Regions from separate parts of the Homo sapiens genome. Here region 1 is linked to region 2. A link is an interaction called in ENCODE POLR2A ChIA-PET data of the cell type or tissue named here. Cell type or tissue: Panc1. All regions are shown on one strand. Links, peaks and the distances in the headings refer to the core of each region. The heading gives the core; the rest is flanking DNA.

Evidence for each region. Peaks named below come from ENCODE experiments on the same cell type or tissue, not always from the same donor. Only the 100,000 strongest peaks of a DNase experiment are listed, where the experiment ranks them.
Region 1: POLR2A ChIA-PET joins it to region 2 with 8 read pairs; 1 of 35 experiments calls an interaction of 5 or more read pairs at or near these places.

What each region holds. Positions count from the first base shown.
Region 1 is chr4:186,695,027-186,705,032 of GRCh38, reverse strand. All of the region lies in intron 2 of FAT1 (FAT atypical cadherin 1), which reads left to right. Among named protein-coding and RNA genes, the nearest start is that of FAT1, 24 kb to the left of the region's middle. In Panc1, for the core only: no CTCF peak of the experiment used is centred there; no DNase peak of the experiment used is centred there; H3K27ac peaks cover 2,500 bases.
Region 2 is chr4:186,755,601-186,765,606 of GRCh38, reverse strand. It overlaps LOC124900875 (a long non-coding RNA gene), which reads left to right and starts at 5,940. Exons shown (of 2, transcript XR_007058500.1): 1 at 5,940-6,186; 2 at 6,600-6,844. In Panc1, for the core only: no CTCF peak of the experiment used is centred there; no DNase peak of the experiment used is centred there; H3K27ac peaks cover 404 bases.

The sequences.
Region 1 (10,006 bases), core at 4,701-7,200, 62 kb after region 2:
GTCGAGGCTGGAGTGAGCTGTGATTGTGCCGTTGCACTCCAGCCTGGGCAACAGAGCCAGACTATCTCAAAAAAAAAAAAAAAAAAAAAGTTATTTTGGAAGTTGTAATATATTTTTTGTGCTTCTATTAATGCAAGGAATTCTTTCTCTGTTGGTTATGTGCCACTAGCATATGGCCTATGTATTAAGTCTACAGACTATATATCACTATCTAAAATACCCATAATTAGTTTATTTCAAGAGAAACTAGCATAATCAACAGCATTTGATAATCCTCTGAAGAGTAGAATGTCTTTTTTATCATTTTATCTGTCCAGTATAAGTTAGAATTTTCAAATACTGTTTCAACATAGAAAAATACCCCAAATTTAACAACTGAAGCTGAGTCAAACTGTTTTTGTAAAATTTTTGAAGAACAGTTATTCCTACTTTTTTTCCTTCTCCAAAGTAGGTTTCAAAAGCCTATAAAGAACTGTTAAAAGTTAAAGTTGAGACAAAATGGAACCAAAACCTTAATTTAAATTCTCTTCATGACTTTGTATGAACACTGCCTTTTGGGTTTTTTCTTTCAAGTGAAGAAGAGTATTTTTATTGTTGCTTTTTAAGGAATCATTTCGAAACTAGTATTTTTCACCTACACATTTAAGAGATTGGGATATTTTTACTACCAAGAAAAAAAAAATAAGGAAACAACCAGCCAAACGAGGTGGTGTCCCAAAATAGATTTATGGTATTTTCCAGAAAGGGCAGTGCCAGACTTTTCCAGTAGTAATTTAGTGGGAGGCGGGGAGGTGTTGGGATTGTGGGCAGTGTGGTTGGTAAGTATATAAGAAACTGTGTGTAAATATTGAGATTTAAAGGTGAGAGAGAAGCTGGAAATTTGTAGGTCATTTATTCTGTGGTCCTTGCTTTACAGAGAAAGTAAGTAGTGTACAGTAGACTTACGTTTATATGCTTTTGGAAATGAACAAAAGTGATAGAATAATATTTACACATTGGACCTCGTATTCATTACAAGATACATTTTTTGGCAGAAGAATTATCAGCCCAAGTTATTTCTTCAGAGATTCCTGGCAGGACAATTGGTATCACAGTGTAGAAACTCCTTTAGGAAAAATCAGTATATTTTGTTGGCTAAAATTAGGCATGCTAATTATTCACTTGGAGTGTGTCTTAACTAATTTCTAGGGCATGAAGGAAGTGTGGAAAGATGCGTGTCAGGTGAAGAGATGGAGGGGCAGTTGAGGAACACCCGTGGGGGCTGCCAGAGACTGCACTACAGCTTGGTGTGCCTTGGCGTGCACCCGGCCCAGGCCAGGCTGGTGCTTGCTGGAACTTCGCTCCTTGCCCATTGCCCATGTCCACCAGGGTCTTCTTTGCCTAACTCGGGGGCATTTAATATTGCGCTAATTAATATGAGCCTGTGCAGGAGTGCTGTGGCTCTGGGGACCAACAACCTGTCCACGTAACTGTTTGCTTCTTGTCTTTGACTTAAAGCTACTAGTGTTGGTTGAGTATTATAACCAAATTTTTGTCATATTTTACCTATTTCAACCTAGTCAAATATGTGTATCATTTATATACTTTTCACAGAACAGAGAACCTATCCAGCAAGCTGAATGAAGTTCTATTTTAAGATCTTTCCTTTTCTTCTCTTTAAATCTGCTTAAATTGGAAACATCCTCTGAAACGTAGTTTTCTGTTTTTGTAGAAGTAGAAATTCTATGGACTACCTAAAAATCTGTCACCAAACGGACAGTCCTGTTAGCTCTGTGTTCTTAGCTCCGTGGTTTGTACATGTTCTGCAAATGGCTTTGCAGCGAGAGAAAGCGTAGTGGCAGAGTGGGGATGGCGGGCGTGGACTCTGCAGGTCTCACGGTATCATCTGCCCTTCCTGGAGAGGCCTCTGGATGTTGGTGAACTGTTCTGACAGATCCATGCCACGTGACTGCCCTTCCATGTGAGGTCTGGAAGGGGAGAGGGCCATGTGAACAATTATTTGGAAAGTCGGTCTCGTTAGAGAGCCAGTTTCCAGAGCTCTAATTAAGATTCTCCTCCTCAGATTGCTATCTGTAAGGTCTACAGTGAGGATTATAAAGTAGATTTAACAAAGATGTTTAGCGGAGTAAAGATCTTTGAAGCATGTGTAATCCCACATTCAGGGTTCGGTCTGCCTGCCATGCGTCTCAGCATCCAACCCCCTCTTCTACTTCAGATCCATTCTCTGTTGCTTTGTTGTAAGCTTCAACAGGTTTTCCTGTAATTTAAGCAGAATAAAATCTGGAGCATCCCTCTTGTGGGTGTGTGGAATAAATTTGGTGTAGTGTTCTTAGCTGATGTGTACTTAGCAAGTTAATTATTACTTGAGCACCAATGAAATGCTGCAGCTTTTTGTTCATTTTTAAAACTAAGGGAATGTCTAGAAAAATGCCTGGCCAGAAGATTTTGTAGAAATTGTGAATAGAAGTTGGTGTTGAAGCAGTGTTGGGTTGAGGTCTGTTCCCTGATGTGTGTATTGCGTACAGGACGCCCTGGAATGTGTTTGACCTTCAGTCTAGAGTAGTTTGGTTCTCTTTTTGGCTGTTAATGTTAGTATACAAAGCAGCCCAGGACGAGTGTTTCCCCTTCTGACTCTACTTATTTGGGGAGCCCGTGTTTTTCATTAAGATAAGAGCAGATCTCTAAACATATTACTGCTGTGTTACTTTTAGCATCCCAATCCTGGTTTCAGGATTGAAATTTACGTTTTGATGAAAAGACTGGGAATGAATTAATATGGAAGTACAGCCGTTGTCACAACTTAAGTCAGCATTCATGAAATACAGGAAGGGAAATGAGGACATTTTTCTTAAGAGAAAATGGCTGCATTCACACGATGGAGAGTGTTGGAGCACCATCCCTGTGTCACCTGTGTGGAGGCCGGCTCCTGGCCTCATGTCTGTGTCACCTGTGTGGAGGTCGGCTCCTGGCCTCATCCCTGTGTCACCTGTGTGGGGGTCGGCTCCTGGCCTCATGTCTGTGTCACCTGTGTGGGGGTCGGCTCCTGGCCTCATCCCTGTGTCACCTGTGTGGGGTCGGCTCCTGGCCGCCCGGCTTAGGTGCACACAGGTGAGTGCGTTTCTACAGTGGGAACGGAACGGAATTCCGGCCCAGGCTAACCTGATTGTTGACCTCAGTCAGGGAAAATGTTTCTGGAGCTTCTGTCTGGTTCTGCAGAACTCTGAATGTTTCAGCTATTTATTATTCATTCAAGTTAGAAACCCTTTTCCTCATATAAAGTAGGATATTTTACTTACATCCTGGGATCCCTGCTCCTGCTGCACGTCCTCCTGTGACAGGAGAAGGAATGTGGAGGAGGCTGACGGGCCCCGGATCCTGACTAAAGGGTCTGCAAGTGGCTGAGAGCTGGGTGGCTGCTGGAAGCCTGGCCTGCTGTGGTGGGACCTGATGCCCTGTGGGAGCTGGGGCTAGAATTCCTGGCAGCAGGAACTTGATTAGAGACGGGTGGGAGGCCCGGCAGAGAGTTAAAAAATGTGCTGGTGAAAGGGCTTTTGTGTTGCTGGCTCCTCCCTGAAGTGGCAGCAGCTGCTGTCCTCTTGGCTCTTTATGTTCTCCTCCTAGGAAAGCTTAAGAGAAAAGAAGCTCGTTTCCCAGCCACAGGGAGACTGGAAGTTGTGTCTTGGCAGAAATGATGTTACCACAGTGTGTTGTTGCTGTGTTCTGGGATAAAAATCTTGTGTGTGTGTGATTCTGAGTCAAGCAGGGCGTGGTAACAATTTCTACCAGGGGAAGGGTCCTTCTTTGAAGCAGGAAGATGTTAAGGTGAAAATAGGATCTAGTCGAAATCCTAAGGAAGTTCCATTTTCTTACTAAAAACAACAGAGATTCAGCTTTTCTTTAGTTATTTGTATGATGTTTACCACGTTGATGCGTTACTGACTGAACAAGTCTAGCCTGGAAAGGCTGTGGATGGGAACTCGGGGGACCGTGACTCAGGGCCGTCCCACGTTGTGGAGCAGCACGCAGTGACGCTTACCGTGCTGTGATGTAATTCTCAGAGTGTGCAGGGGCCGGGACCTGGAGGTGTGGGGTGGAAACAGCTTACGTCAGACAGGCCGGCTTTGTCCTCATGCTGTCAGTGGTAATGACACTGGTGGTGAGCACCAGTCTAGTAATAACCACGACACTGAGTGTCACAGCCGGGCACTGGGCCCGGCATTCTGTGTGTGCCAGTCCATTTAATTCTCACAACCACCGGGTGGACTCTGTTATCCCTACATTACAGGATGAAACGTCAATGAGAGGTTAAGTAACTTGCCCAAGACTTCTTGGGTGCTAAGTGCCAGAACCGCATTTTACTCCTCTTACTCTTTGAAGAATGATCTACGGATGCTGCGAGGGAGCCTGTTCAAAAACGACTAGTGAAGTGGGTTTCTGTGCTAAGCTGGGTTAGGCCAGGTTGCAGCCTTGAATCCTAGATTCGATGCTTGGTCCTGAAGGAGTCTTGAATGTAAGAATCTTCCAGCATTTTTACTCTGAATGACATATTGCTATCTAGCACAATTAGGAGGACAGGAGTTTGAATTCCGTCGCGGTGGCAGTCAGCAAGTCAAGATCAGGCCAGCGAAGGCGTGGGTGAATCCAGGTGAGTGCCTGTAGCTTCCCTTGTCTCATTGGCCATTGAAGAGATGGACAGGTGTCATATTTGTGTTTGCAGTTGTAAAAGTGTGATTTAATCGGTAAAAATGCTGCCCATCTGAACTGGACAGGACGTTAATTGTTGGAAGGCTTTTCTTGTGGAAACCATGTTTAAGATGGTGGTTAGGTCCCAGCTTTCAGGCCTGCACGCCAAAGCTAACGTGATTTGTACCTCCCTCTGCATCGAGTTACATGAGGCCATCGTTCTCTTGCCTTGTCCTCCTTGGTGCCTTGGCATCAGCAGCTGTCCTCTTGGCCATCTAGTACGGGGCAAGAAAGCCAGAGTAAGCTTACTCACCGTCCCCCTTGCCAGGGAACTGTTTTTTGTCCTAAGGATGTTTAAGGATTGGGTGTTCGTAATTTGTTGAGTGACCTGTGTGTGTAGAGGTTTAATGTTCACTTAATACCTGGTCTGTTCTTTCCGTATTACCTACCGTGTACAACTATGAAAATTGAAAAGATTTTAAGCTTTAGGTGTTAGTTTAAATGTTGGAGATTTTCTTACCATTTAGTTCCCATTGTTTTTACTTTTTGGATTATTTTAGTTCGTAGGGCTGGATTTGTCACGTTTTTATTTATTAGTGTGTGTTTTGTGTACTGTTATTTTGCAGTTGCCTTTCTGGCATTTTTTTTTTTTTTTCAAACAGCAGACCATGCTGCTTATAAATAGTGCATGCTCCATACAAGACATAGTGCCACAAAGCGCAATCTTTTCTGTCTTTGTTACTAGGAATAAATGGACTTGGAAAGATTGCCGTTCAAGGGCACATGCCTGTACTTGTTGAATTGGCAGTTCTCCAGTTTCACAGCAGTGACAGTAAGTCTAGGAAACTATTCACATATATACTTCAAGGGCCAGTCTTATCAATTAACTTGCCTTGCCAGTTCAACAGTACCATATCTCCTCGAATATCTGATACCATGTTGAACTCGGTCCATTGCTAGGCCTCCGAGTGGCTCAACCTGTTGAATGGGATTCTTTAGAATGTCTTACTCATTTCATGTTGGGGAGAGTCTACTAATACAGTCTTTTTAGTTTTAAATCAATTGGTTTTTTGTTTTTTTTTAATAAAAGTTACTCAGCTATTTATGTAGTTTCTGAAGACTGCTTTCTGGTTTGTGATAATTTAACCATATTCTTATCACAGGTAAGCTTTTTCTTCTTAATCATCATCAGCATGTAATTATAGTTAACGTTTAGTGAGTACTTGCCGTGTACAGGCCCTATTTTATGGTCTTTCCATAGACTGTCTCACTAGATTGTCACAATTAGTGAGTAAAATTACGTGGTGTTATACTCTGCTCATGGAGTTCATGTCTGTGCCAAATTATAAAAACACGACAAATGATGGAAATATGATGCACGTCGACTTAGTGCCATTGAATTTTGAAATATTCTGTTGCATTTTTTAAAGGAAAGTAGCGCGTGCCAGTTGATGTAGTTTATGGTGTGATGCGTTAGGAGGCATTCTGACAATACAGACGTGATTCTTGAGCTGAGGTGTTCATCTGTCACGGAATCCTCCTTAACCCGTTTCACTGTCTCCCATCGCACGGGGTCCAGTCTCTCCGTGGCGGAGCCGCATTGCCCTAACAGGCCTCCCTGCTCTCCCATTTAACATCACCCGTGCTTCCCTCACTGGCTCCTGTGCAGCCCTGGTCCCTCAGCCCCTGCCCTGTGCAGCCCTCTACCCCTCTGTGCCTCGCCGTTTTCTGTCTCCCTGCCTTTGGGCATACAGTGGTCAGCTCGTATTATCTCATAACTCTACTTAATAAAGCTTTCTTGACAGCCCTCTTCGTTACGTGGAGCTGTTTCTTATCTTTTATGTACTTAAACATATGACTGCAGTATCACTCTAGTGTAATTGTTTATTTACACGCGCCTTTCCTCTAGATTGTCAGCTCTTTGTGGGCGCACGTAAGTCTTTGAATGCTTGGTGTATATAACAGGCACTCAATGCATAATGGTTAGGCTGGCCTGGTAAGCCATCGTGGGGTCTCCGGGGAAACCTTTCCTTCAAGCCAGGTAGCCTTTGCTTCTCTTCGCTGCGGGGGCACTTCCTGTGTGTTCCTCTGTTGTAGTGTATGACTCAGTGCGCGGCCTGTCTGTGACTTCAGTCCGTCTCCATGAACTCAAGGACACAGTCCAGCGTAATCATCTGTCTACCCTCTTCTAAGCACAGTGGCTGATAGAGCAGTAAGTAGCCCTCATTTGTTTTGTGAGCAAATAGATTGTAACACACAGTAATTGCAGTTGTGAAGGTTGAGCGAAGCTTCTTTTCTGCCACCCTGGACGCCTATTTGTAGGCTCCAAAACTGTGGTTCTTGATGGTTTTGGCGTCACAGAAACTTTGAGAATCTGTGGAAAGCTGTATATTCTTTCTTCAGAGAGACAGTGATTTGATTCAATACCAAGGGGCTCAGTGAAGTGCCGAACCTGTGTTCATGCACTGACCGTCTTCTTGGAATCCTGGTTTTGAGATCCTCTGTTCTGGAGGTTCCAGGGTTGTCAGTCCTCACAAATTCTCATAAAGGAGGACCAGCGGGTAAGGATAATGGTGATGATGATGATGGCAGTGATGACAGTGACAGTGACAAGCATTTTTATAATGCCTTACAACCTGCAAGTATTTCTACATACATTATATGGTGCTTAATGTAATAGAGAAATAAAACCTGTATAAAAATTATAAATGAGCTAGATAAACCTTAACAATGGACAGGTCACTTTTCTATATATTTGTACATGTGCCTGAAATGATTTAGGAGAAACCGTCATTCAAGGCTGTTTCCAAGTGAAATAAGAACCTGTAGTTCTTTATACACCTGTTTCATCAGATGTTCTGTCTCCCCATTGAGGCATACGGCACAAATAAAACAGATATAATGAACAGTGTGCATCATCCCTCGGAGAGCATGGGGATCGGTTTCTGGACCGTCCGCGCACACCCACATCTGTGCGTTCTGAGGTCCCGCAGCCGGCCCTCCACAGACGCTGCGCTTTCGCGTGCTGTGAGTACTGTGTTTTTGATTTGCCTTCAGTTGAAAAGAGTTCATGTGTAAATGGGCCTGTGCAGTTCAAACTCGTGTTGTCCAAGGGTCATTGATACCTCGTTTAAGTTAAGCAGCTTTCTAGGCCAGGCTTTGGTCTTTAGTTTTGCCAGCTCACCATGGAAAACCCTTAATGCCACACCACTAGTATTCCTTTACTTATTAAGGCAATCTGTCAGGAAACTCAGGCCTCTAATGATAAAGTTAGCTCCCTTGGCAGACAGAATTAATTAATTAATTAATTAATTATTTTCTAAGACAGAGTCTTGCTTTGTTGCCAAGGCCAGAGTCGAGTTGCAGTGGCTCAATCTCTGCCTGCTGCAGCCTGCACCTCCAAGTTGAAGTGATTCTCCTGCCTCAGCCTCCCAAGTAGCTGGGATTACAGGTGTGCACCACCACACCCAGCTAATTTTTCTGTTTTTACTAGAGACGAGTTTTTGCTGTGTTGGCCAGGCTGGTCTCGAACTCCTGATCTCAAGTGATCTGCCCACCTTGGCTTCCCAAAGTGTTGGAATTACAGGCGTGAGCCACTGTGCCCAGTCCAGAATTTTTATTTAAATGGACTTGCCGTATGTTCTTTGACCTCTATGGAAAATAGCCCTGCCATAAGTTCTTAGTTAAAAGATTCTCCAAAATGCATTTGTGGGTCCTGGTTTGCTTTTAGCTTTCTATTAATTTTTTTACTTGCCTCTTTATTCTTAGGGCTGCTTGACATTACTCTGTCTCAGACGTCCGTGTTCCTCTTATCACAGTGCTTGGCACAGGGCTGGTACCGAGTAGCTGCCTGCTCAGGGGGTGTTCATCTTTTCATAGATCCTGTGCATGTTTGTCCCATGATCCTCTTCTTTCGATTTGTTGCCCAGCTGAAGGTGTTTACATATTTAAGTGAAAAAAGGCGGGTTTGTCATGTAAATACCAAGTTAGTCTGTTGGTTGAGGCAACAAAATGGAAATCAGTTATTTTTTAAGGATCTAAAAAATTTTAAAAGGAAGTGCTTTTTCTTAATAGTGTGGCAAGCTCATTTAGAAGATGGAAACTGATTAGGAAAGTATGAACATGAGTAATATCCATATGTGGTTTTAATTGGCAGAATGTTGATTTCAGAAAGAAGTCACACGAAGTTTCATATCTACAAAGTATCAAGATTAGAGTTTAAGGTCAGTAATTTTTAAAATAAGTGTTCTAGGGCCTATGGCCGGGCGCTGTGGCTCCCGCCTGTAATCCCAACACTTTGGGAGGTGAAGGCGGGCGGATCATCTGAGGTCAGGAGTTCAAGATCAGCCTGGCCAACATGGTGAAACCCTGTCTCTACTAAAAATACAAAATTAGCTGGGCCTAGTGGCGCACACCTGTAGTCTCAGCTGCTCCAGAGGCTGAGGCAGGAGAATTGCTTGAATCTGGGAGCTGGAGGTTGCAGTGAGTCGAGATTGTGCCACTGCCCTTCAGCCTGGGGGACAAGAGTGAAACTCCGTCTCAAAAATGTGTGTGTGTGTGTGTGTGTGTGTGTGTGTGTGTGTGTGTGTTTTATATATAATACATATTAAAAATTATTTTAGCATGTTTAAAAAATCTGCTTTTGTCATTTGACTTCCACCAGAATATAAGGCTGAAACTGGACTCTGTCCGTGTCTGTATCACTTACTTAGGAACTGACTGGCATCTAGGCATCCAGCCAATACTGGTTGAATGCGTAAAATTTAAAATGGAAATAGATTGTAACAAAATACTAAAGGGAAACGCTTATCTAAATAACTATTGTTGAGAAAGCCCTTTTAAATTTGTCCTTTTTAATATAGTTAAGGCTGCTCTTCCACTTGAGACACCCTGTCTCCCATACCTTCCAAAATTACAAGAATAAGAACAACAAAGCAGTTTAGTAGCAATGCGGGTTCCTCTTTGTTTCTGCTTTGCTTACCTAGGAGCAGCCTCCTTTGTGAGATTGAGTATCTAGATTCTGAGGCTGGCCTTCCAGGTGAATATACCTGAGTTACGTGTTGTGTCCTTGGGCTGTAGAGTAGTGCTATTGCCTGTATCATCCTCTGGATTGAAAAGTATTTCTTTTGTTTTAAGTATAAAAGATGAGTATCCATTGCCATTGCACATTATTCAGCAAAAACTTGAACTCTAAAAAACGTTCAGATTAGTAGGATCTATTTTTGTTAGTATCATTATTGATGAATTTCTTAAAACTTAAGAAAATAGTTACTTCTAGAGATTCACAGATTATTTTTGAAACTGTTGGTTTTCTGGATTAAAT
Region 2 (10,006 bases), core at 3,218-5,717:
GCTACATAAAAGGTAGCTCAAAATATGTTCTTTTTCTAAAAGGAAAAGAACTTAAATTTACGAGAGTAGGAAACGGCCCTCTCTCCTGGCTTACATGGGGTGAGATGGAATGGAACATAAACTACATAAAAACACCAACATTTGCAGCTCCTTTTTGCAGCCCCCTCCTCGATCGATGCCTCAGGCACATCTGTCTGCATGATTGGAGATCTGAGGCAGAGCCATGGCCAGATCAGCCACACCCACATTCACTGGCCGCACCCACATTCACCGGCCACATCCGCTTTCAGAAAGTTGGCAGATGCAATGACTACCACTAGCCACTGCTAAGAACCCCTCAGGAATCCAAATGTGCTGGCAACTGGGCACACTCAGGGTTGCTAAAGCCCTAGGCAACAACAGGACATCAAACACGTACAACTTTATCCACTGAGACTTTTCCCCCTTTCTTAAAAACGTCGTAGCATGCCAACAATAACCAAAGGATAGCTTATGATAGTCCACGCCACTTGCACAATAATATCTATTCATTATTCTGTAACTCAGTCACAAACACAAACGGATTGTAAAAGCAAAGTTTATAAGCACAGAAATGGAAAGTTAGAGCACATTAGAAAACATAAATAATTTACAAGTGATTACTGCTTGTAATTTTTTTTCTGCTAAGTTTTGAGGGAGAGCCATTTCATAATAATTACGGACCTCTGCGTTGATGCCTCTTTTTCTAATGGCACCCTTTCTTCCTCTACTTGATTAAGAGAATACATCTAGGCTGTTTTAAAATGCTGCAACCAGGCATGGTGGCTCAAACCCATAATCCCGGCACTTTGGGAAACCGAGACAAGAGGATTGCTTGAACTTAGTTCTAGACCAGGCTGGGCAACATAGTGAGACCCTGTATCTACCAAAAAAAAAAAAAAGTAGCCAGACATGATGGTAGGAGGCTGAGACAGGAGGATCGTTTGAGCCCAGGAGGTCAAGGCTACAATGAGCTATGATCACACCAGTGCTCTCTAGCCTGGGCGACAGAGCAAGACCCTGTCCCAAAACAAAAAACAAAAAAATACTGTGACAAAATGAAAGCCCCTCCCTCTCTGCCTGGGCTGAAAGTTTTTCAGTATTTTTATTTTTACCATTACTTGTTTTAAAAAGAACACTCATTCAGATAATACCCTAAAGATAAGATTCAAAAACAATTCAGAACCTACCAAACATTGATTCGTAACCATTACCTTTGGATATTTTTCTCCCCTAAACAATTATATTCTCTGGAAATGAGAATCTAACAATTCATTTCCATTCTCCTTCTTGCAGGTGTTCATTTTTCTAATTAGGGACCAAAATGCTAATTTTGTTCAGCCCATCAACATCAAATTATCAGTACTCAGAAGCTTATTGTTTACAAATCACACAGAGAGAGTGGGACCATACCTGAAATGGAAATCACATAGTTTGTTTGTTCATTTATTTATTTATAAATTTATAAATTTATATATTTTATTTATTTATTTATTTGAGACACAGTCTCGCTCTGTCGCCCAGGCTGGAGTGCAATGGTGCAATCTCAGCTCACTACAAACTCCAGCTCCCGGGTTCAAGCCATTCTCCTGCCTCAGCCTCCCAAGTAGCTGGGATTACAGGTGCCCGACACCACACCCAGCTAATTTTTGTAATTTTAGTAGAGACAGGGTTTCACCATGTTGGCCAGGCTGGTCTCAAACTCCTGACCCCAAGTGATCCGCCGAACTCGGTCTCCCAAAGTGCTAGGATTACAGGCGTAAGCCATCGCGCCTGGCTGAAATAGCACAGTTTAAATGAAATTTTAATCAAGATTAGTGATTAAGTCAATATGCAATTATTTTGGATTTCAAAACTTTCTTTTCTTTTGAAACACATTATAATCTGTAACTACCCTATGAAAATTTGTGACATAGTTGAAATAGTTAGACCTCTTGCTTCCTATAAGCAGGCTGGGAGTCAAGTTGCTCCATGCTATTATTTTTTATACTTTATTTTCTGGTCTCCCAGACTCTTTATAGGAGGTTCCACAATGTCCAGGTCCATAGACCCTTCTACTGCTACACTCCTACTTGAAACATAGTGAGCACCCAATTAGTGCAGGTCATCACTATTATTAAAATAGTTATTAAGATTAGAACACTAACCCTATTTCATTTCTCCACGACCCAATGCTAGCAAGTTTGCTAAAGTCAAAATGTAGGCTAGCCTCTCAGTGGGTGCTACCAAGATTAGCTCCTTGTACCATATCTTATTCTTGTTAAAGTAGACCTTGTAATATTTATAATGCCCTAAACTTAAACAGTGGGAGTTTCATGTTCACCTGCAAGTAGAAGTTTTGCCTTTGCAAACATTGCGGATGTCAGGGAACAATCCAAAAGGGCAGATGCTAATAATCCACTGTGATCTTCGGGTTCTATGTGACATTTGCTAGCCCTCTGTTTGATGGCATGTCTCCAAGTGTCGCTCAGTCCATAAGAGACAAAATTTACCTCCCTTTCCTTTCCGTGCTCCACAATATATGACTCCTGCTGTTTTATATTCTCTATCTGATGACAAATATTCCCCCAGGATAATACTTGTCTCTCAGGCAGAATACAGCAAACATTTTTAATCTCTTTCTTTGACATACTCTATATACCTCATGAATAATTAAATAATGATTCACAATTGGCCAGTTTTTCTTCATTTTTTTTTTTACTTTGCAGACTTCAAAGGACTTTTGGACAGGTAGAAGGTGAGGCGAGGCTGGTGATAGATATCAACCAAAATTATCACTCAATATGTTTTTGCTAAGGAGAAATTTGTTATTTAGCAATGATGAGTGAAAGCCAAATCTTCACCTTCGAAGTTTGAAAGTTTTTAACAAATCCTTGCTCACTTCAATCCATAATTCTGAATTGCACCTGTATCTGCTCAATCATCTGAGTCAAAGTCTGTGAGCCATCACCTAAATCCATACGCCTCACTAACCAAGGCTGAATTCTCCTACTGAGCAAAGTTGTGCAAGTAGAGACCAGATTAGCCAAGGTCAAAACACATAGCTTTTACAGCAGCAGTACAGTTTTCAAATGCATAAGGAAATTCAGGCAGTTCAGTTTATGATAAAATCTGTAGTTCATGCTCTTCACTAAATACTTTGTTTAATGGGTTAGCTTTTAATAGCAAAAAGCTAAGTGAAAACAATCATTAGAACAAGTCCTCAGCACATCAATTCACTTCTTATTTTAGAAATTAAGGCTGGGCATTATAGCTTATGCCTGTAATCCCAGCACTTTGGGAGGCCTATGCAGATGAATTGCTTGAGCCCAGGAGTTGGCCAGCTTGGGCAACATGGTCAAACTCTATCTCTACAAAAAACACAAAAATTAGCTGGGCATGGTGGCATGTGCCTGTAGTTCCAGCTACTTGGGTGGCTGAGGTGGGAGAATCACTTGAGCCCGGGAGGTCAAGGCTGCAGTGAGCCGTGACTGTACCACTGCACTCCAGCCTGGGTGACAGAGTGAGAACCCAACTCAAAAAAATAAAAAATTTAAAAAGCAAATGTTAAGTGAAGTGCTAAATTGAATCAATTAAGGTGGATACTAAAACAAAGCATACTTCAGAAATGTGTTGCCAATACTTATTTAGTATTAATTATGACATGTTTGGCCTTCAATGGTTCATGCTCATTATTTATTTTATGAGACTTTTAGATCTAATTTAACTTTCCTTGTTTTCTTGCTTTAATCCATTATTCTTAATAAAGGAAGTGTTCAGCTCCCATGAATAGGATTTAATCAACTCTCTGGCAAATCCATGCTGGCCTCAGGCCCCTGGGTCAAACTTTGGTAAGGATCCCTATGAGGACTGACATTGGCATTTGGTTGCCTAGAAACTGTTCTTGGACTCAGGCAAAGACCCAACACATAATCTGGCACCTTCCTAGGCAAGTTTAAGACTGGCACAGGCTTCAGTGCATATCTCTTATGAGTAGACTATTAGTACCATCCCTCTGGGATTGTCATGCAGATTAAATGTCATGCGGATTAAATAAATTCATCCATATAAAGTGCTTAGCACAATGCCTGCTATCTGGAAAGCCTTCAACACTGCTAGCTTTTATTTGGTTAGTGTTGTTGTTATTGCCTCAACCCGTGAACGGACAATTAGAGAAACAAATCTCTATCTCTGTCACTTGCTGAATCTGAGGCCCTGCAAGGCATGGGTATACCCAAGGGGAATGCACTTGAATATGACGTAATATTTTACAATCGGTTTCAGGTGGAGATCTCAAAGAAAGCCTTTTCTTATAACACACAATATATGATTAGTATTATACATAGAATGTATGAATAAAGGTAGCACATATGGAGGTCACTGTGCCAAATTCAGAACAAGCTTTTCTTTACAACCAAGAAAATGTACTTCAGTGCTTGCGTTGTTTTAGTTCTGGATGAGTGTGTGGCCAAAGCTGATAGAAGTTGTCGAGAAGGGAAGATGGGGAGAAAGAAACCAGATGTATAATGTAGGGAAGAAGGAACTCACATCGTTTGCAGTGGTGCCTTTTGGAATGATGATGGGACAAACCTGGGTATGTCACATTCCAGCACCATGCATTCTGCATTTTCAAAAAAACATCAATCCTAAGTTTTCATTCAATTCCATCATCTCCTCAGAACAATTCAGTTCATCCAACCATGCATTCCAACGTTTAGAAAATCTGTATTTAGTCATTTCATTAGTCAGAAGATCCTATTTTCCCACCCCTCCTCCGCTCCATCCCAGTATAAAATGCTTTCTCATACCAGCTTGCTAGTGCTTCACATGCCAGCAACAAACGGAAAAACCCTCCATTTCACAATTCCAACCTCATGCATGATACTTGAGTATCTCAGATCCCCTTTGACTTTAAAATTCAAATTAGGTTACACACCGCTGGATTCAGCGTGCACCCAGGAGCCAGCATTTAACAGCAGTGGTGAACACAGACACACGGGGGCTGTAGGGTGGTGGAATGGGGGTTGTGTGCCCTGGAGTAGGTAGCGGGTAAATAAAATAATAATAATAAAGGGTAGGGACCCAGAGACTAGTTTGTAGCCTTCAAAATTGTTGAAACATCAGACCTGCACAGGAGTGTTTGTTCAATAGGAGTAAGAAGGTGTTTGTAAACAACCATTATTTTTTATAAGGCTTCGATTTTTATAGAATCTAGAGAGTTTTATTTAGTAGTCTACTCTCTAGGGGCAAAATGGATTGAAGAGGCACCAGTGTCATGAACTCCCCATGAGAAGCGTTGTGTCCAGAGAGCAGATCTTGTTGGTATTGAGTCCACAAGAATGGACGGCAACGGATTCTGAGCTCCTTTCCTTAAACTAGGCCCTCTGAGCTAACCCCACAGCCCCCTCGGCGGGTGACTAAGGGAAGGCGAGGAAGTGATTCTCTGTCCTAGCCAAGTATACGTCCAGGCTTGGAGACGACTGGTAGGGCTTGCTGCAGCTTGTTCTAGAATCAGTAAGAACAAAAGATTTACCGAAATGTCTTTTTTCCCTCCTTCACTGCACTAAATTCCCTATTAACTAAAGCAATCTGCACGCAGCCACCCACAAACACTGGAAGCGTTTGGCAGATAGGCCCGCTTTCGTGTGGAAGCTGTGAGGAGGTTCTTTTTGTCGATATGTTTTGAAGTCCCAATTAATATCAATGCAATGCTCAATAAATATTTCCGTATTCGTCTCAATATCTTTGGACTTTCTTCATAGCTAGTTGTTTTTTTTTTTTTTTTTTTTACTCCCATAAAAATTTAATATCAGTGTGTTGGGCAAGGAAATGGATCCATGTATAAATAAGTGAAATGCAAACCATAGTTTTTTGTATGTCATTTCCTTCTAAACAGAAAATAAAAATAAATGATAGACATCTAAAACACCCTTACAGTTTACAAGAGGATCCCCGAAGCTACAGAATCACAGATGACGCGGAGCTGCGTGAAGGCGTCTCTGGGCGAGTCCCACAGGGAAGATGAAAAGCAAGCGGCCCGGAAGGGCCCGAGGGCGGAGCGCAGGCTCACGGGACACAGCGCGCACCAATGATGAGCAAACTGAACCAGCGTCAGGAGGCGCCAGTTAAACTCAAATGTTTCAGCTCAACAAGGCCTGTGAGGTGGTTCCTATTTCTCCAGTTTTACGTGTGAGTAAACGGGGGCTCAGGAGAAGTGATGTACCTAAAGTCACATGGCTAATAAATACCCTACTGGAGAAAAGATTTGAACTTGAGTCATGCCCATTCCCCCTGATATGGTTTGGCTGTGTCCCCATTCAAATGTCAACTTGAATCGTGTCCCCCAGAATTCCCCCATATTGTGGGAAGGACCCAGAGGGAGGTAGTTGAATCATGGGGGTGGGTCTTTCCCGCGTTATTCTCGCGAGAGTGAATACGTCTCACGAGATCTAATGGGTTTATCGGGAGTTTCCACGTTTGCTTGCTCCTTATTTTCTCTTGCTGCTGCTGCGTAAGAAACGCCTTTCGCCTCCCGCCATGATTCTGAGGCCTCCCCAGCCACGTGGAACTGTAAGTCCAATTAAACTTCTTTTTCTTCCCAGTCTCCGGTATGTCTTTATCAGCAGCATGAAAACAAGACTAATACACCCCCACACCATGGTACCGAAGACGGGACACAGCTGCTCTACTGATTAAATTCAACTGACGTGAGGTTGCAGCTATTCTATTCATATATTCACCATCCCATTCTTGATGATGTTCCTCAAGCTTACTTAACTTGCACGTGGATGCAGAAGAAAGGTTTCTTTTGAAAGACTGTTGTAAATAAAAGAGTCTGTAGTGCTTATGTTGTTGTTTGTTGACTGACTATAAAATAGATCCTTGCTGATTTGTACATTTGATTTCCCATGGGGCAGTAACAATATGAAAGTAGGATTAAGGCCGGGCACGGTGGCTCACCCCTGTAATCCCAGCACTTTGGGAGGCCGAGGCAGGTGTATCACTTGAGGTCAGGCGTTAGAGACCAGCCTGACCAACATGGTGAAACTCCATCCCTACTAAAAATACAAAAATTAGCCAGGCGTGGTGGCACGTGCCTGTAGTCCCAGCTACTCAGGAGGCTGAGGCAGGAGAATCGCTTGAACCCGGGAGGCAAAAGTTGCAGTGATCCAGGATCATGCCACTGTGCAGCAGCCAGAGTAACAGAGTAAGACTCCGTCTCAAAAAAAAAAAAAAAAGAAAAAGAAAAAAGTAGGATTATTATGTGTTTTTCCACACTATTGTCTTACTGTCTTTGTTCCCCTTCCTAAGTGTTCTTTTCGAATCGCACCAGGAGAGGGTTAGGATCACGGTAATAAGCCAACCCCAGGAATGTCTCCCATAACACATGAATTAAGTCAGCTGTGGCTTTTTAACACGCTTCGCCCAGTGGCTCCAGGTGCAGAGCGGGGCGGGCAGGAAGGGTCCCAAAGGACCATGAGGCAGTGCAACTCCTGACCGTGCACTGAGCTTTAAGAGCCTCAGTGCCTGGATTTGAGAATTCCAACCTCGGCATTGCAGCCCTTTTTTTTTTTTTTTTTTAAATAGTATGCCCATCTGTTGGCCTCATGAGCAAGCAGCTGCACGAGGGCCTGAGTATCAACATTCTTAATGTCAGGTGGTTGTGAAATTTTGCATTTGTGACAAAAAGTCTTCAGGGCCGTAATTAACAGAGTAGGGAATTTCAATTCGAATACTATAACTTCTTTAAAACTATGCCCATCTGCTGGCCTCATGTCCTCAACAGAGCTTGAGTCCTGAAAGCAACAGGAAAGGAAAATTACAAAATGTAATTGTTATTTCAATAAGTTTTGCAGAGAGGAGGGGACATGGTGGTGATGAAGTGGTGAGGAAAGAGGGATGGGCATGTTCGTAATTTACAAAGGAAGTAAGAGGAGCTGTTATAATTGGATTTCAATTCTGCTTTTCAAAATGTTCTCAGTAGGACCAGGCACAGTGGCTCACAACTGTAAGGACTTTGGGAGGCCAAGGCTGGAGGATTGCTTGAGGCCAGGAATGCAAGACCAGCCTGGGCAACATAGACTCTATCTCTACAAAAAAAAAAAAAAAATTCTCAGTAGAAATTGGGCTGTAGGTTTGGAGAGTCCTGGATTAATGTCTTACAATTAGCAAAACTCATGGTCTTTGTGCTTTCCTTCTCCCCCATGACCCCACTCCTTTCCAGCCTACCCCAAAATTTGAAAAGCAGCTTTATTTCCTTATGTAATATAGTAATGTGAGTAAACCTCACACTGATACTTTTTGTGGCCAAAGTGGGAGAAAGTTCCAGTAAAACGTTGTAACTATCCAGTCATGTTACCTGGGTATCCTTCCAGTCATTTTTTCTGTGTCTGTATATACATCTAATTTTACCCCAAAATTGAGATCACATCAGCATCATCTACTGAGCAACTATGGCTGGAATTAAGGATATAAAGATGAATAGGACATAATCTCTGCCCTGGAGACAAACCACATAACAGTTAAACAGATCATTCACCCTAGGGTGATAATGCTTCCTCAAGGAAGGCCCAGAGTGCCACCAATGAGAGCACTCCTGGACCCAGGATAAACAAGGCAGACAAAGCTTCCCAGAAGAGGTGTCACCTGCATGGAAGGATGAGGAGTTGATTAGATGACACAGGGTGAAGAGGGTGTTCCAGGTCAGAGGAGCAGGTCGATGGTAACAGCGTATTAATAGCTGTTCGGAATTGCTGAAGCATGCACTATCCACAATAGCAAAGACTTGGAACCAACCCAAATGCCCATCAATGATAGACTGCACAAAGAAAATGTGCCACATATATACCATGGAATACTATGCAGCCATAAAAAAGATGAGTTCATATCATTTGCAGGGACATGGATGAAGCTGGAAACCATCATCCTCAGCAAACACAGGGACAGAAAACCAAACACCGCATGTTCTCACTTATAAGTGGGAGTTGAACGATGAGAACACATGGACACAGGGAGGGGAAGATCACACACCAGGGCCTGTTGGAGGGTAGAGAGGGGAGGGAGAGCATTAGGAGAAATACCTAATGTAGATGACAGGTTGATGGGTGCAGCAAACCACCATGGCACATGTATACCTACGTAACAAAGCTGCACATTCTGCACATGTATCCCAGAACTTTAATTAGAAAAAAAAAAATTGCCGGAGCATGAAATGCCAGTGTGGAGGCTCCTCCACTGAGCAGAGGCCAGGTTGTGGAGGACCTAGAAAGGCGCGCCAAGGAATGTAGATTTTACCCCTTGGAAAACAGAAGCATTTCAATATGGTGTTGCTGTTTTGATAGATGATGGTGGAAGCATGTGAGGTTTGGATTTGAGACAGAACACACTATGGAAGACCAGTCAGGAGCCTAGAATTAGTCCAGGGAACAGAAAGCAAGGAAGAGGGAAAGAAATCCAAACTATTGGTGGTTAAGTTCACTGGACTTTGTGACTATTATGCGCATGTAGGAGTTGCAGGACAAAGAGTTACCCAGATTACCACCAAGGATGAGGTAATAATTATCTAATTCAGTTAGACAAGACAGGAAGTGAAGCTTGCCCTATGGCAGTGGAGGCAGACCAAAGCTGAGTTCAGTTCTCTGCATGTTGTGTGTAAGGTAAATATATACACAGGGCCAGTAGATCTGCAGCTTAAGTTCAGACAGGGGTTGAGGGATAGAGATACAAGGATAGAATTTATCTGCATACAAGTAAAAACCATGAGAGTAGATGGATTGAACTAAGGAGCATGTACAAAGTGAGACGAGCTGCAAGCAATGAGCTCTAGGCTTCATGCTTCAGAGGCTCCCAGGGTGTCAAGCTTTGTGGTCAATAGGTTGAAGGGTCTCTCACCAAACACCTGCGTAGTCATAAATCGAGATGTACCCACACTCCAAGTACAAGAGATAATTTATGAGTCAACCTTTCCTAAAAGGTTATTCCCAGTATGTTGACTGACTACAAGAATCAT